2 separate regions of the Homo sapiens genome follow, and region 1 is linked to region 2. Evidence: read pairs that join two places in POLR2A ChIA-PET (ENCODE). Cell type or tissue: PC-9. All regions are shown on one strand.

Region 1 (8,000 bases), 560 kb after region 2:
AGACCTACTGAATCAGATCTTCTGGTGGGAGTAAGATAATGTGAATTTTTAATACGCTCCGCAGTGATTCACATACACAGTAAACTTTGACAAGACTGTACAGAATGGGAGTCTCTGAGAGCAGGGAGTATGTCCTATTTGTCTCAGCACTCATAGAATCTAGCACGGGGATTGGGAGAGTGAGAGCTCAATAAAAGTTTATTGAACTAAACTGAATACACCTAATATACCTAAGAGTCTTTAAAGCAAAAGTCACTCAATTCCACTACCCTGTAATCCATTTTTTCCATATTCTAGTCTATGTACACAGGTTTTACACTGTTGTAATTGCAAACTCACCATTTTAGATTGTATTTTTCAATATATTTTCTCTTACAATTTTTAATGGCTGTAAAACATTCCACCCAACATGAATAAGTATCTCTGTTCATATAGATTTTGAGTTTTGAAAAGGTTTTCCTTAGGGGACCTTACATTTGTGCAGTGCTTGTCAGTTTATGAAACCCTTTCACACAATCTTCATTGCTTTCACAACACTCTGTAAGATAAGCATTATCCTCATTTTGCAGCTGGGTATACAGACTCAAAGATTAATTAACTTGCTCAAGCTTCTACACCTAGTAAGTGGAATGTCAGATTAAACCAGGATCTTCTCACTATGCATTTAATGCCCTTTCCAAGGCACCAAATAATTGGACCCAACAGTTTCCTGATGCAAAAACCTGTAATTTAAAATGTGGCAGATGGAAATTACATTTAAAGAGAACATTGGTCAGCTATATCCTAACTATATAGGAATCAGCTCCTGCCTCTTGGGGTATGGCAAAGAAAATGCATATATTAGTTGACAACTTCTGTGTAAGAACTTACTGTTCTTCAGCAATGCCTCATAACGCTGTCTGTATACGATCCAAGCCCATTTCTGCAATCCTCACATGAAGGGAGTTGGGACTGTCCCTGAACACTCTGACACTGTAATTAAAGTTCTTCGGCAACCACCACAGGCTGTAAGGCAGATAGGAAGGAGGCAGTGGAGACTTGAAAGCTCTTCTAAGATTGGTATCACAGGAAACTTGGGTAGCAGCTGAGTGAACAGGAGAGGGAAGCTTTTATGTACCAATAGAAATGCCCATTATAAGGACACACGACCTGATGAATAACAGAGGGGTGCAGCACTTCAGGGAAGGACAGACAGTCCACCTGAGCAGTTAGAGGTTCTATACTGGAAAACAGGAGGAGTTGTGTTTCTATTTTATTCCATTTGCATGATACAGAGAGACAGGTTTCCTTATTCTCAGGTAGAAGTTTCTAACAACCAGAGCTCTCTGAGGAGAGAAAAACTTCTTGGCTGGGTGTGGTGGCTCAAACTTGTAATCCCAGCACTTTGGGAGGCTGAGGGAAGCGGACTACTTGAGCCCATGAGTTTAAGACCAGCCTGGGCAACAAAGTGAGACCCTGTCTCTATAAAAAATTAGCTAGATGTGGTGGCACATACCTGTGATCCCAGCTACATGGGAGGCTGAGGATTGCTTGGGCCCAGGAGGTCGAGGCTGCATTGAGCCATGTACACATCACTGCACTTAAGCCTGAGCGACAAAGCAAGACCGTTTCCAAAAAATAAGGCTAGGCACAGTGGCTCATGCCTGTAATCCCTGCCCTTTCAGAGGCCAAAGTGGGAGGACTGCTTGAGCCCAGGAGTTCAAGACCAGCCTGGGCAACATGGCAAAACCCTGTCTCTACAAAAAATACAAAAATTAGCTGGGTGTGGTGGCTTGTGCCTGTGGTCCCAGCTACGTGGGAGGCTGAGGCAGAAGGATCACTTGAGCCTGGGAGGCTGAGGCTGCAGTGAGCTGTGATCACGTCACTGCACTCTAGCCTGAGTGAGAGAGTAAGACCCTGTCTCTAAATAAATAAATAAATAAATAAATAAATAAAAGATCTCTATTAAGATAGTGAGTTCCTATTCAGTGAAGCTACAATAGGTAAATTACTAGGAATCAGGAGAAATACAGAGGGGAGTAGTTCATATATCATAAACGGGAAGAATTATCTTCTTTCCAAGATTTTTCAAAACTAGGTTCCTAGGAAAATGGCAAACCAGCAATTCTTATTGAGCTAGTGTGTAGAGAAAGTTATGAATCAAAGAATCACAGTTGTAGATGGCTCAGGTTCGGCAAAATACAGTTCCAGCTGTGTACATGGGCACCTGTTGCAGAAAAAAAACCTTTGTTACACAGGCTCACCATGTATCTATTTTCAGATTATTACCTTGAAAAATCAAAGGTCTGTGACTTCGAGGAAGATATTAATAATTCCTATCAAAGTTTCTTTCATGTATCTTTCTATCCACAATTCAAAGATGATCCTAAAAGGAAGGTGGCAAATGTGAGTATAAACTGATAACAAATTGAGGCACAATGAGCTTAAGTACATTGCTGGGTCTAGGATCCTTTACCCCATTTTTAGTGTTTCTCTTTACTCCAATGTATTTGAGATCAAACATCATCTTCCTTCACATTCTCCTGTCCCTTCACCCTGGGTAGAACAAGGTCAAGGTGAGTATTTTGCGACACATTCAGTAAACTCTGGGGCTTAAGATGCAAGATTCTTTGGTTATTAGGTTTTATGTTTTTTGGTTTCTCTGGAAGCTGAGGGCAGTGAATTTTATTTGCAGTCTTTCTCTCAGTATTAGGAACTTTCGATTTTTTTTTTTTTTTTTTTTGAGACAGAGTCTCGCTCTTTTGCCTAGGCTGGAGTGCAGTGGTGTGATCTCGGCTGACTGCAAGTTCCGCCTCCCGGGTTCATGCCATTCTCCTGCCTCAGCCTCCTGAGTAAGCTGGGACTACAGGCGCCTGCCACCACACCCGGCTAATTTTTTTTTTTTTTTTTTTTTTTTTTTTTTTGTAGAGACAGGGTTTCACCGTGTTAGCCAGGATGGTCTCAATCTCCTGACCTTGTGATCTGCCGGCCTTGGCCTCCCAAAAGGAACTTTGAATTTTTATAACAAATAAACCAAATAAATTTCATGACCAGTAAGATACAAAGGAACAAAGTCCACAATGTATTGTCTTGATAACTAAGAAAATAAGATACATGAAACATGTTTGTGAACTGTAAAGCAATGCCTAAATAATAGTCATGTTATTAGTAACAATTATGAACAGTAAAGGTATAGCAGAAAATTTTTGAAAAGTCATGAGCTATGTTAATTCAATGACCAGCTGCCTGAATGACAGTTTAAAAACCACCTAAACTCCTGGTGTCTTCTTTATAAAGGTCCCCCAGAAACTATCCAGTGTGCTGATAATGGCTAGAAATTCGCTGGACTCCATTTATGGTAATGCTGGGTCCAAACTGCACAACAGCTAACTGGAGCCTTAGTTGATCACAGGCCAATCTAGGGCTCCTGGCAACAGTAGAATGTCCAAGTTCAGGGAGGGATGCTGACCATGACTTAAAATACTTTCTTACAAAAGCCATACTAAATCATTTCAATACAGTGATTAAGGTTGCTTTGGGCCCTTTTCTTTTTCTTTTTTTTTTTTTTTGAGATGGAGTCTTGCTCTGCTGCCCCCCGCTGGAGTGCAATGGCACCATCTCGGCTCACTGAAACCTCCGCCTCCCAAGTTCCAGCAATTCTCCTGCCTCAGCCTCCCAAGGAGCTGGGATTACAGGAGCCTACCACCACAGCTAGCTAATTTTTGTATTTTTAGTAGAGATGGGTTTCATCATGTTAGTCAGGCTGGTCTCGAACTCCTGACCTCAGGTGATCCGCCTGTCTTGGCCTCCCAAAGTGCTGGGGTTACAGGTATGAGCCACCGTGCCCGGCCCGCTTTCTGCCCTTTTCTTAACGCTTTTACTATCTTTTAATTCTGAAGATTAACTGGGGAGAAATTATAATCAGATGTTACTCTCACCTGTTTTTTTAATTATACATAGATTGCAGACTGAATACAAATATTGATCAGAAGCCAAAACACCCCACACATTACTTATCAATCAACCCAGGCCAATCTGTCTTTCAACTGTACATTTTTGTGTTCTTGCCTCACCACTTAGTAAAATAAACATAAGAATAAATAGCAATCCAATCCAAATAAGCATCTCTCATCTATAATTATCTGAAGCAACGGATTTAAAGATGGGTAGAGTTAATCCACCTCACCAAGTACATCTTCAATGCCTGTTCAGTCATGCTTCAATGTCTACATTCAATTTATAGAGAATATGAATATATAACATTGTAGAGGGAGGCTTCTGGCAGATCCAGTCTGACAAGAACAAAAGGTCAAATAGTTCTTTTGCTATTCTGTGACAGTTGAAGAGTCTCTGGGTTGGAGAGTTATGTCTAGATCTGGAATGGATCACTCACACAATTAAGTTCTTGTCAGACCTAAAAACATGACAGCACAACTTTCCCCAGGCAAAAGGACAGCCAGATGGAAAGCAACTATTTTTCTCAACCTATCTCAAAATTTGAAATAAGAATGAGAATAATGGAAAAAACCTTTCTAAGTTTTAGAATATACTTCTACTTTGGTTGCTGGGGTTCTTATTTTCAGGTGGCATTTGGAAATCTTAGGAAAACATAATCTGATTTCTTTCCTCATTGGAAATGGGTTGCTCAAGTGAAAAACTAACCCTCTTATCACCTTTTAACTCAGAAACTGAGCACTAAAAGCTATTATGGTGTAGACAGTACTCAACTATTGAATCCATACGTTTATTCATTATACACTGACTTATACAACACTGTTTGCAATGTAGAATTTAGATATTCATATCTCAGCTGATGAGTAAACATTTTGAGTTTTTTCCTGCTGATGCTGCCTGCAAGCAACAGTTCAGTTTTGGCATTTTCATCATCTTTGTCTGACTTGAATTTTTGTTTTTGTTCAATTATTGGCAAAATAGAAGTATTGCACCAAAGACAAATTATTAGGCTTGCTATAGGTGGCAAGTATTTGGCTTCAACCAGATATTCATTGTGTGATCAACTATCAAGGAAAAGAATGTATAAAGTTTTGGAAATACATTGGTGAAAACACTATCAAAAAGGCAAGATGCCTTGAGAAGGACCTTTCCTCCTTCCACATATACAGTATATGAACACATTTAAGACTACTGTTCAACTTTCAGCGATGTGACTTCGTTATACATTTTGGAGACTTAATATGTACTAAAATAGGGGACTACATATTGCCTAAAGGTTAGACTCTAAATCAATTATTAGTGACTAAGTTCAGCACAGGTTCACAGAAGATTAAGAGATAAAAGGATCCATAGAGCTTACCTACTTCAAAATGTGATAGTACTATAGATGAAAAAACTGGAGGTCACAAAGATTATTTTACTTGCCTAATGCTCTACAACTACATTTATGGTAATGCTGGGTCCAGAACCTGGGGTTTCTCTAACTCAGCAATCTTTCCATCACTATTATTTTGTTAACCTCTGTCATGTTAACATTACAATGCTATCAGGTCCCTCAAAAATCATGGGAGGCATAATTCCTGATAGCCTTGGAAATTATAGTGCCTCCAGGTTCTGGGTCTATAAATGTCCCTCATTCCACAAAATTAATATGGTATCTAGTAAGACCTGAATGCCAAATCAATACAGGCTGATGCTGCAAATATTTTTAAAATGTTTTCTGCATTTTATCTTCTAGGTCTATGGTTAAATGTCACTTTTTCAGACATGCCTTTTCTAGCAAGCTTATCTATGCTTTCCTGTTCTTCATATAACTTTACAGCACATACTATATTTTGAAATAAGTTATTTAATTATTATATATCTTCTCAAATATATTAATAATTCCATGAAGGCAGGGTCATTTCTGTTTGATCCACAACTGTTTATATAGCACCTACCACATAGTCTCGGCATATAAAAGAAGCTCAGATATTTGTTGAATAAACAAATGAATTTCTCTCTCTAATTATGGTTGAGGCAAGCCTTATGGAAGCCCTAATTATCCCTTTTAGCCTGTCCTAAACTTGATATCTAAGCCCAAGGGATTAAAGTTCCAGGGAAGTAGATTTTCCTGAGATTTTAGCTCAGCAAAAGCTACCAATTAGATTCAGAAATGGAATGAGCAATTTTGTAGGACACTGATTTCTTTGTCAAAAAGAGGCTGGAAAACCAAGTGCCCAGGTAAATGGAATCTCTCTGCATTAGGCAGAAGGTCAACTTTGACAAACTCTCAGGTGTCTTCCAACTCTTAAGGCTCTGGAATTTGTTTCTTTTCAGCTGTTTGATTTTGAATTAGGTTAAAATAAAGTATACATACAAATTTCATTAGGAAATAATCTAGGAGAACCCATCTAATGAGACTTAGAAAACTGATTATTCAGGCATGCATGCCCATTTACAATTACTTGATACATGCGTATTCTACTGAGAATACAATTTGCTATATAGGTCCTTATACATGTAACTCAATGAAGACAAAGACTAAAACAAGAGTTTTAAAAAAGTTTTTGTAGCATTTCAGTTTTAAACATATGCATGTGTGTGTGTGCACACGCACACGCACACACAAACACACATGTAATTATTTTATCAACTCTGAAGAAAATGATGTTGAGCTCCTACACAGTAAGCAGCCTGTCTAAAGTGCTAGAATTGTCAGGTTCTAAACTCCCCAATCAATGCTCTTCTCACTCTCATAGACCACAGTACTTTTTTTTTTTTTTTTTTTTTTTCTGAGATGGAGTCTCCCTCTGTCTCCCAGGCTGGAGGGCAGTGGCCCGTTCTTTGCTTACCGTAACCTCGGCTCCCGGGTTCAAGTGATTCTCCTGCCTCAGCCTCCCAAGTAGCTGGGATTATAGGCGCCTGCCACCACGCCTGGCTAATTTTTGTATTTTTAGTAGAGATGGGGTTTCACCATGTTGTCCAGACTGGTCTGGAACTACTGACCTCAAGTGATCCGCCCGCCTCACCCTCCCAAAGTGCTGGAATTACAGGCGTGAGCCACCATGCCCAGCTGACCACACTACTTTTAACTCTAGAATTACCCATCCTTTAGGCTCAGCCAAACTCCCATCCTCATCTTGGATTGAAAATACCTTTCTTCCAAATTTTACTGGGAAAGGACCAAATGAAATTAAAAAATATATAACTTTTTTTCCATAGGTGTCTATTAAAAAAATCTATTTTATTAGACAAATTATAAACATCAAATATAAACAAATTATAACAACAGTGATTAAAGAGTTGAAATACTTAATGTAATATCTCAACAGCTTTGAAAATTGAAAAGCAACAGTTATTAAACATGATTTTTTCATCCAGTTCAATGAAAGGAGATTTCAATTCAGAATAGCTACTTCTTTAAATCAATTAAGACCTTAAGGAATATTTTTTTCTGCAATGTTTAATGAAGTACTGAAAATGAGATAAGGATTTATCACAAAGTATATGGCAAGGGAGAAAAGATGCAACATTATTTTATTTCGAGCTACTAGATGGTTCTCACAAATTACACAGGGAGTGATTTAATGATTATAGACAACGTAAAATACATTATCTCATTCTGTTTTAGAGTTTAAAAGAAACTTTGAGACTAATTCAATTTCTTCATTTCTTAATTGAGGTAATGGATTTGAGAGTCCCCTTGCTATAAGTACCTCTTCTTGCGGGAGCTCATCCTTACGTGAAATACCCTCAACTTTCTAAGAAAATCACAACCACTTATATTTTTTCTATGATATCTTATGGCACAACAATTACATATTGAAATCTGCATTTCTAAAATCCAAACATGCATTCTGCTGTATGCACAATCATGTGCAGTGTCTCTGCCATGGGGGGTGCTTTTCCTTAACCAATCTTCCAGCTATAAAAGGCATGAATGAGGAAACCTTGGGAAAGGGATAACATCTTTGATATTGTCAACACCCAAGATGCACTGCAGGTAGCGTTCAAATCCCATCCCAAAACCTCCATGTGGCACAGATCCAAATCGACGAAGGTCCAGATACCTGTTTTTCAAAAAT
Region 2 (8,000 bases):
TAATTTATCCCACTAGGATGGAAGGAAAATTAAGGAAGACATCACTAAGGAGATGACATTTAAGCTGAGTCTTAAAAAATGGAAGGTTCATTAATTCACTGAAAAAACACTTACTTGGCAGCTCTTTTAACTAGACATTTACTAGGTATGGTATTTATCACAGCCATAACTAAATAAAATCGCTCCACCCCAGCCATCACTGGAGCAGCAGCAGTGGAAAGATGATTTTTGCTTCACATGATCCTGCCACCTGACTACGTAGTTAGTTAGGCTTCTGACCTACAGGGACCAATCTATAGACTGGACAGCAACTTAAGATGTGGCTTGGCAAGAAAAGCTGAAACAGTATGGAAAGTGAAGGGATTTATTTTTTTCCAAGTTCTCCAAGTAAGTGGCAGACGTAGGATTAGAACCCAGCACTGTGTCTTTATCAGTTTATGGCATACACCTCCTTGCTCCCTAGAAGCAGACGGGAGTGAGTGCTTCACAGACCCGACACCCAGCATTGAAGTCTCGGAAGGATCTGCTTGGTGCCCTTTCCGCAGCCCTTTCATTTGTCAGATGACAGATCTTTCTAGATCTGTTCCCTTGGCTCATAAAGCCAGCCCTCTGTATAGCTAAGAAGGATGTTTGATAAAATTCAGACTGTTTCTCTAGTGATGCAGTCTTTTTTTTTTTTTTTTGGTCAAATGTAAGGTGAGACAGCTCTGGTGGGTGTTGAATTCAGTGTGGGTGTAATCATTCTTCCTAAGTGAGTTGTCTCCAATTAAAGAGAACTTAGTGTAAACTTCTTAGAGACAGAAGTATCTGTCAGTGACATTATTAAACTTTTAAGAAAACCTGCTAATACATAGCCCCTACTTTGGAACCTGGTGCACATGGTTAACGATGGAAATATGTAGAGCTTGAAGGGAAGCTGTTTCTCCACATAACTATACTTAGTCCTCTGTCTTAAATCATTAAAGCCTCTGAGTTAGTTTGTAGGTAGAACAGCCCTCAAGCTGCCCACAGGTCATTTCTTCTAGCCTGAGTGGTTAAGACAAGAAGTTGGCCGGGTGCGGTGGCTCACGCCTGTAATCCCAGCGCTTTGGGAGGCCGAGGTGGGCAGATCACCTGAGGTCAGCAGTTCGAGACCAGCCTGGCCAACATGGTGAAACCCCATCTCTACTAAAAATACAAAAATTAGCCAGGCGTGGTGGCACGTGCCTGTAATCCCAGCTAGTCTACTTGGGAGGCTGAGGCAGGAGAATCGCTGGAACCAGGGCGGCAGAGCCTGCTGTGAGGTGAGATCGTGCCACTGCACTCCAGCCTGGGTGACAGAGCAAGACTCCATCTCAAAAAAAAAAAAAAAGACATGAAGCTGGCCACAGCTAGGTGTGTACCTTTCTTCTCCATGATTGTGTTTGCTGAGTTCAATCATCTCAAAGCAAATATAAAGTCCTTTCAGAAACCTGAATCTTTTTTTGCAGCATGCCATGGTACTGCTACCTTTGCTCTGGAGACATAGAATCATTCTTTCCTTGCCCGGTTATGTGCCAGGAGTTGTGCTGGGCATACAGCACAGACATTCTTACAGTCCAGGTACAGATCAGTTGGAAGAAATAAGGCGTGTAAACATTACAGTGAGGATGTAGAAGTTGCAAATTGGCACAAATCTGCCTGGAGACATGTTTTGTTTGTCTCAGTAATTTTAATATTTACTGTAGTTACCAAGGTTTTTTAACTTTCATGAAAATGAAGATTTCTGGCTGTTTTGGAAGAATGGGAAGAACTGACACCACTAGGTCCACACTTATAAATGAAAATAACTGAGTGGAATGGAATAGCACCGCCTTCTCCAACAGAGAATGTGCTCTCTGATTCTTCCAATTGCTGTTATCTTCTAGGCCACTTTATTCCTTTACTTTTCCTGCCTACCTTTCTTAAGGGGTTTGCATTTGTGAACCTGCAATGCCATATTAATAAATACTATACTATGTGTGAAGAATATAGTATAGGAGGCTGTGGGAACATAGAGGAAATGTTCCAAGCCCATAAGAGACACAGATATGTCCTAGAACAAGGCCCAGTCCTGAAGAATGGAAGGAAAGAACCACAGGAGACAGTCTGAGGAGCACATTCCCAGGCTCAGCAGGTCCAAAGGCCTAGAGGTGACAGAAAAAGACTACAGGTAATTCTGTTCAAGTGGAGTACAGAGACAGTTTGGGACAGGGAGTATGAGGCTGGAAACGAAGCAGAGCCATGAAGAGCCTTCAAGACAGGAGTTCAGACTTTTTCCTGGGATGAGCAGTGATCCACTGAAAGGGACTGAGCAGGGGAATGGTGTGGTCAGATCAGCTCATCACTTAAGGAGGGCTGATGGTGGTTCCATCAGTATACAAACAGTATAAGAAGAGGACTAAGAAACATGAAGGAAGAGGAATCTAAAGGACTTGATGGCTACTTTTGTATGAGGGATGAGGAAGGAATCCAACGTGCCAAACAGGTTTCTGGCTCTGACTGCTGGGTGCATGCTAGACCACTCACTAAGAACAGACCCCTGTGATGAAAGTCACCTGGGGAAGAAACCAGAGGCCTGGGTTCCAGGCTTAGCTTCACCACTAACTCAGTCTCTCTGGGCCTGCGTATTCATTTGTAAATGAAGGTGCCACACTGGAGTGCTCTTTATGCCCCCTTCGAAACCTTTATAAAAAGGTCTTTTTTTTTTTTTCACTTCAGTGAAAAAGTACAGAATCAGATAGAGAAAAACTAAAATTCTCATGTTCCCCAGAACGTGAAAATTCAGGGTAAAAGCAATTTAAAAAGTTGAGCCCAACCCCGATACGATACTTGAATTGCTTAGCAACAAATTTGTCAGGAGCTTGTTCAACCTCTGCCCAAACTCATCTAGCCTGGAGAATTCTATACCCCCTAGTACAGCCCGTTCAATTCTTACACAGCTTTTAAAAATGTATTCTGATACCAAGCCAAAACCTGTCCCTTAGTGCATGTCTACCTTTGATGGAAGAAGTACTACATTTTGCATTTTTAAGACAGGATCAAGTCCTGGCTTTGTCCCTTAGGAGACAGACATTATCTCAAAGCCTCTGTTTCCTTACATGGAAAATGAGGGCTAACTTGGAGGATTTTTATAAAAGGGGTACTTATCTGAAAAATATCAGCATATTCTTCCCTTAGAAGGTTTTCTATAATTACAGCACGATGGGCTCAGGCAGCAGCCATGGTTCTTCATGTTTTTGTCTAGGCTCCAACCCAGCAGCTGCCATCAGGTGTTCATGTCAGGGCTGTGGTACAATTCCACCTGGCTACAGCTTCATGGCACATCCTTGAGAGATGCAAAACAGGTAAGCACACTAGAAAAGTCAGCTCCCTGGAGTTAATCATTCTTCCCCTAGTCCCTCTTTCGCACTCATGACCTCGTGGAAATAGACTGCCTGGAAATAGACTGCCAGATCTGTCATTTCCTAATTGTGTGACCTAGGACAGGTTACTTATTTCTCTCAACTTCAGCTGCCTTGTTTATAAAATGAAGATAACAGTACCTAGAGAGTTAATTAATTAATGTAAAGAGCTTACAACACTGCCAGGTACACCCAAGTACCTTAAACCAAAAGTTAAAACATGCTTGAATTTAAATTCCAGCTCCACCTCTGAGTAATTGTATTATCTTGCTATTATTTTTATAAGCTTGCCAAGTGTCAAATATGATCAAGACTGGCTGCAGGTTCAGATTCTACCAATTGTTATTTAATCCATCCTACTCAACCACTGTTGAGGTCCAATTATCTTCGTTTCACAGATGAGGAAACTGAGGCAGAGAGAGCTGAAGATTTGAAGGCTTTTTCCCATATACTTCCCCTGAGGTGGTATAGCTTAGACCTTTGGGATCTTCTTGGATTTGAATGAATACAGGCTTTATTACTTACTGTACAGTAATAGCCTCATTTGGCTATTGTGAAGATTAAATGACAGGTAAAGTACATAGCACAGGCAGTACCAAAGGTTAACCTCTCTGGAGCACTGACTGTTATATCACACTTGCAATTTTTTTTTTTTAAACAGAGATGGGGTCTCGCTATGTTGCCCAGGCTGGTCTTGAACTCCTGGGCTCAAGAAATCCTCCTGCCTCCTATAATCCCAAAGTCCTGGGATTATAGGCATGAGCCACAGCCCCCAGCCCCATGCCTAAAACTTTTAACTCACATGCAGCATCAACTCATCAGAGATGCTGCAGTAAATTACTTTATTTCTTGCACTGGACCCCTGTTTCCCATAATCTTGATTTCTTTTGTAAAATATAGCTCTTCTATATTATTTATTTAAAGCCATAGAGGTCCTAAGAATAATGGCAGGCAAGATCAAGAATTTCCTTCAAAGCAAGGCGCGGTTGCTCACACTTGTAATCCCAGCATTTTGGGAGGCCAAGGTGGGCAGATCACGAGGTCAGGAGATCAAGACCATCCTGGCTAACATGGTGAAACCCCGTCTCTACTAAAAATACAAAAAATTAGCAAGGCGTGGTGACAGGCGCCTGTAGTCCCACCTACTCAGGAGGCTGAGGCAGGAGAATGGCTTGAACCCAGGAGGCAGAGGTTGCAGTAAGCCAAGATCACGCCACTGCACTCCAGCCTGAGCGACACAGCAAGACTCCATCTCAAAAAAAAAAAAAAAATTTCCTCAAAGATGAAAATGATTCATTCTCCAGCTATTCAGTCCTTGGCCCAGCTACTGCCTGCATTAGGGAAGAGGCTTCTTAGCAAGGTTAACACATGTTTAAGGTCCTTCAGCAACTGTCAATGGTAAAAAAAAAAAGTACAGCTGTTAAAGCGGCCTTGGAGTTGCCCTGACAAACACACCGTCACTTTAAGAAATAAGACTATAGCTCAAATAACCAGTTATCAGGAGGTAACTGGATCTTTGTGTTTCACACCTGAGGAATAGCATGTAAGCACGTAGTATAAAAGCTGAAGCTATAGCCACACGCATTTCTTTACAGACCAGGAACTAGAACAGCTTGGTGTTTTCTCAACTTTATTGTGGACAGGAGAAGGGTAAGTAGACTTGAAGGTTTTTTATTTTTTAATGAAGAAACAATTTATCCTGTGTTTGATACCAGATGAGACTGTAAGGGTCACATACTCCTTAAGCCTACACATCAATTCCAGGTGAAGTGCTTCAGGCTTGGCTCATTCTGACACCTAAGAAGGGCCCTCTAGGCCACGGTTGGGAAGACTGTTTTTGCCTTAGCGCCGTGCAGGTTTGGGCATTATATAAACTTTTACAGGCTTGCTGAAGGGAATGGTGCCCTCGATGCTGGTTTCCACCTGTGGTGACATCTCACCACCCTCCATCCAGGGGCATTTTGGAATGCGAGCACTGGAGTTGTAGGCCAGCAGCAGCCTCACTTCCACCTGGCATGCCTCTGAAAAAAAGATAAAAGAAATCCTCTATAACTAGGCAACTGCTAGGAATGAGGATGAAATGTGAAGTTAAAGAAATATCAAAATGGAAGCAGTAGGGAGAAATTTCTTCATCCGTCTACATTCCCTCCCCTTACCCTCACCAAACAAAACACTGAGCCTGCAGATGTGATGCTGTTCCATCACCTTCCCCTTGGGCTCACTGTGGCACAGAGCCAAAGCTGCTGAGGCAACTGGAGAGCAAGCTAAAAACCCTTCCAGGAAGATAATTGCTTCATGATCTGCTTTATGAACTGGGCTCAAATTCTTATGCAGGTGTGGATTTGGGCAGTTTCAGAAGGTGCATGTGGCTTATTCTGATACCCAGTTGGGCTCTTCCTGCGCAGTTCCATCTCAAGCCTCAGGGCTGCATGTACCACAGACTACTTTATTAGTGGAGAGGAAGCCTTTGAATAGGAAGTGGTTCGCCAAAAAGTTTCTGGCCAATGAACAGGAACATGTCTCAGGGACCTAAAATGTCTGAAAACATCTCATTCTTTCATTACATTATCTTACGATATAATCATCTAGTGTCTCTATGTGGCAGGTCCTAGCAAGAATAATTAAGAACTCCCCTCAAGTTGCCTGCTGTTTGGTTGAGGAAACAGATAGTTGCAATGGAGTACAACACACGCTCTAACCAAGCCTGCAAGAAGTACTGAGGAGGAGCGCAGGAAGGCTTTGGAATAGAATATCCATTCTATGCCAAACAGTTAACCCCAAGAGTTCTTATCCTGCTACATTATGAAAGAAAGACTGTCACAATCTTGGCAAAAATCCCAAGAATCAGATAGGTTCTCAGAGACTCCCCAGATGCACACCTGGGTAAGAATTTGAGCCCAGTTCATAAACTGAAGCAGTTACTCATTCTATTAACCACAAGCTTCTATAAAGAAGAGGGAGAGAATTTCAGAAAAATGTAAGGGCAAGTGCAAAGGCCAGGAATGGAGTGAGCTTGGGATGTCTCCTTAATTTGGTGCAACCAGAGCAAAAAGTGTAAGTTGAAGATGATCCCAAGGCTAAGAAGTTCAGAGGGTAGGAATGAAGGCTAGATGGATCTAAATTAACAAGGGCAGAGACTCCAGGACTTCTCAGTGCCTCCCCAGACCTCTTCCTGGTTACATCCAAGCTTCTCTCTATGGGTCAGAGTAGAGACTGGATTGCTGTCCTCCAGGAAGGGAAAGGTTTGCAGTCAGCCCAAGGCCAGAGCAATCCAGTGCACCTCAGATTTCAGCATGAGATCTAAGTGCAGCCTCATCATCAAGTACCAGCCATGTGATAAGCACACACTCACATGACAACATGAGGGTCATGCAGCAGCCATGAGTGTAACTGTCATGAAACTAACACTGTTCTCTGATACCAGGCTCCAGATGAATCTCCCACTTAGGGTGGAATCAAAATAGGTACCTATATCTGCTTTCCTGCCACACTCTCCCATTCCATCCCAAGTGGCAGACCACAACCACAGCCCCAGTTGGCATAGCACTTTCAAGAAGCCAAATCCTGGTAAGAGCTGGATAAGGCTCAAGCCTATAATCCCAGCACTTTGGGAGGGCAAGGCAGGAGAATCACTTGATCCCAGGTGTTTGAGACTAGCCTGGGCAACATAGTGAGACCTGTCTCTACAAAAAATAAAAATAATTAGCCAGGCATATAGTCTCAGTTACTAGGGGGACTGAGGTGGGAGGAACCACTTGAGCCCGAGAGGATCACACCACTGCACTCCAGCCTGGGCAACAGAAGGAAACCCTGTCTCAAAACAAACAAACAAACAAACAAAAAAACAAAAAAACAAATAAATCCTGCTAAGGTCAGAGGGAGTTGATGTAGGACTCAGCCCTACAGGGTCATTTTGCATTCCCTTACCAACATTTGATAAGAATGGCAATTCAAGGCAATGCCATAGGAGTAAAGCGGAGAAGAGAGAAAACAAGAAGGAGGGGAACTTGGGAGAAGGAGACAAGATCATCTAGGATAACTCAAGCAACTTCTGCGTCATGCCTGGAAGAATATTTCTCCTAGCAGGTTTATATTCTTATTCTCATCTTAATGAGACAGGGAAGTAAAATAACTTTCTCAGGATCACACAGCAAAGGAAGCAGAATTTGAAACATGGTCTATGACTGAGCTTCCTACGTGGCAGCATCCTGCCTCCCAGAGGAGAGGCCCCTCCCTGGTGGGGAGCTACTGAGGGATTGAAGGAGCTCCCTAGAAACTCCAGGCCCCATCACCTAGATTAGGAGAAAGAAACTGCAAGCTCATTTACAATGAGACATATTTCACTTCAGTGCCCCAAACCGGAAGGGACATAGCACAGTGAGGGCTGGGAAGGGTGACTGCAGCTTTAGCACTGTCACTGATCAGGTATGTGGGCCTCCATTTATGTATCTGTAAAATGAAAAGAGAATACTAATTTCCACTGCAGAGTTGGTCTAAAGATTAAATGAATTTTTATTGCACATTTAAAACCTTGTATTCAATTTTCATTATTTGTTGAGTGCCTACTACATGTCAGGCACTAGAGACACAGGCTACTAA

Evidence for each region. ChIA-PET counts read pairs that join two places held together with the same protein. Peaks named below come from ENCODE experiments on the same cell type or tissue, not always from the same donor. Only the 100,000 strongest peaks of a DNase experiment are listed, where the experiment ranks them.
Region 1: POLR2A ChIA-PET joins it to region 2 with 15 read pairs; 2 of 35 experiments call an interaction of 5 or more read pairs at or near these places.

Annotation. Positions count from the first base shown.
Region 1 is chr11:78,428,830-78,436,829 of GRCh38, forward strand. It overlaps NARS2 (asparaginyl-tRNA synthetase 2, mitochondrial), which reads right to left. Exons shown (of 14, transcript NM_024678.6): 14 at 7,139-7,985. The coding sequence ends at 7,841. It overlaps LINC02728 (long intergenic non-protein coding RNA 2728), which reads right to left and starts at 1,007. Exons shown (of 4, transcript NR_120564.1): 1 at 871-1,007. In PC-9, CTCF peaks have their summits at 3,601 (motif pointing left) and 3,801; no DNase peak of the experiment used is centred here.
Region 2 is chr11:77,873,706-77,881,705 of GRCh38, forward strand. It overlaps INTS4 (integrator complex subunit 4), which reads right to left. Exons shown (of 23, transcript NM_033547.4): 23 at 5,015-5,422. The coding sequence ends at 5,244. It also overlaps a transcript of AAMDC not described here. Among named protein-coding and RNA genes, the nearest start is that of AAMDC, 57 kb to the left of the region's middle. In PC-9, no CTCF peak of the experiment used is centred here; a DNase peak (open chromatin) is centred at 4,726.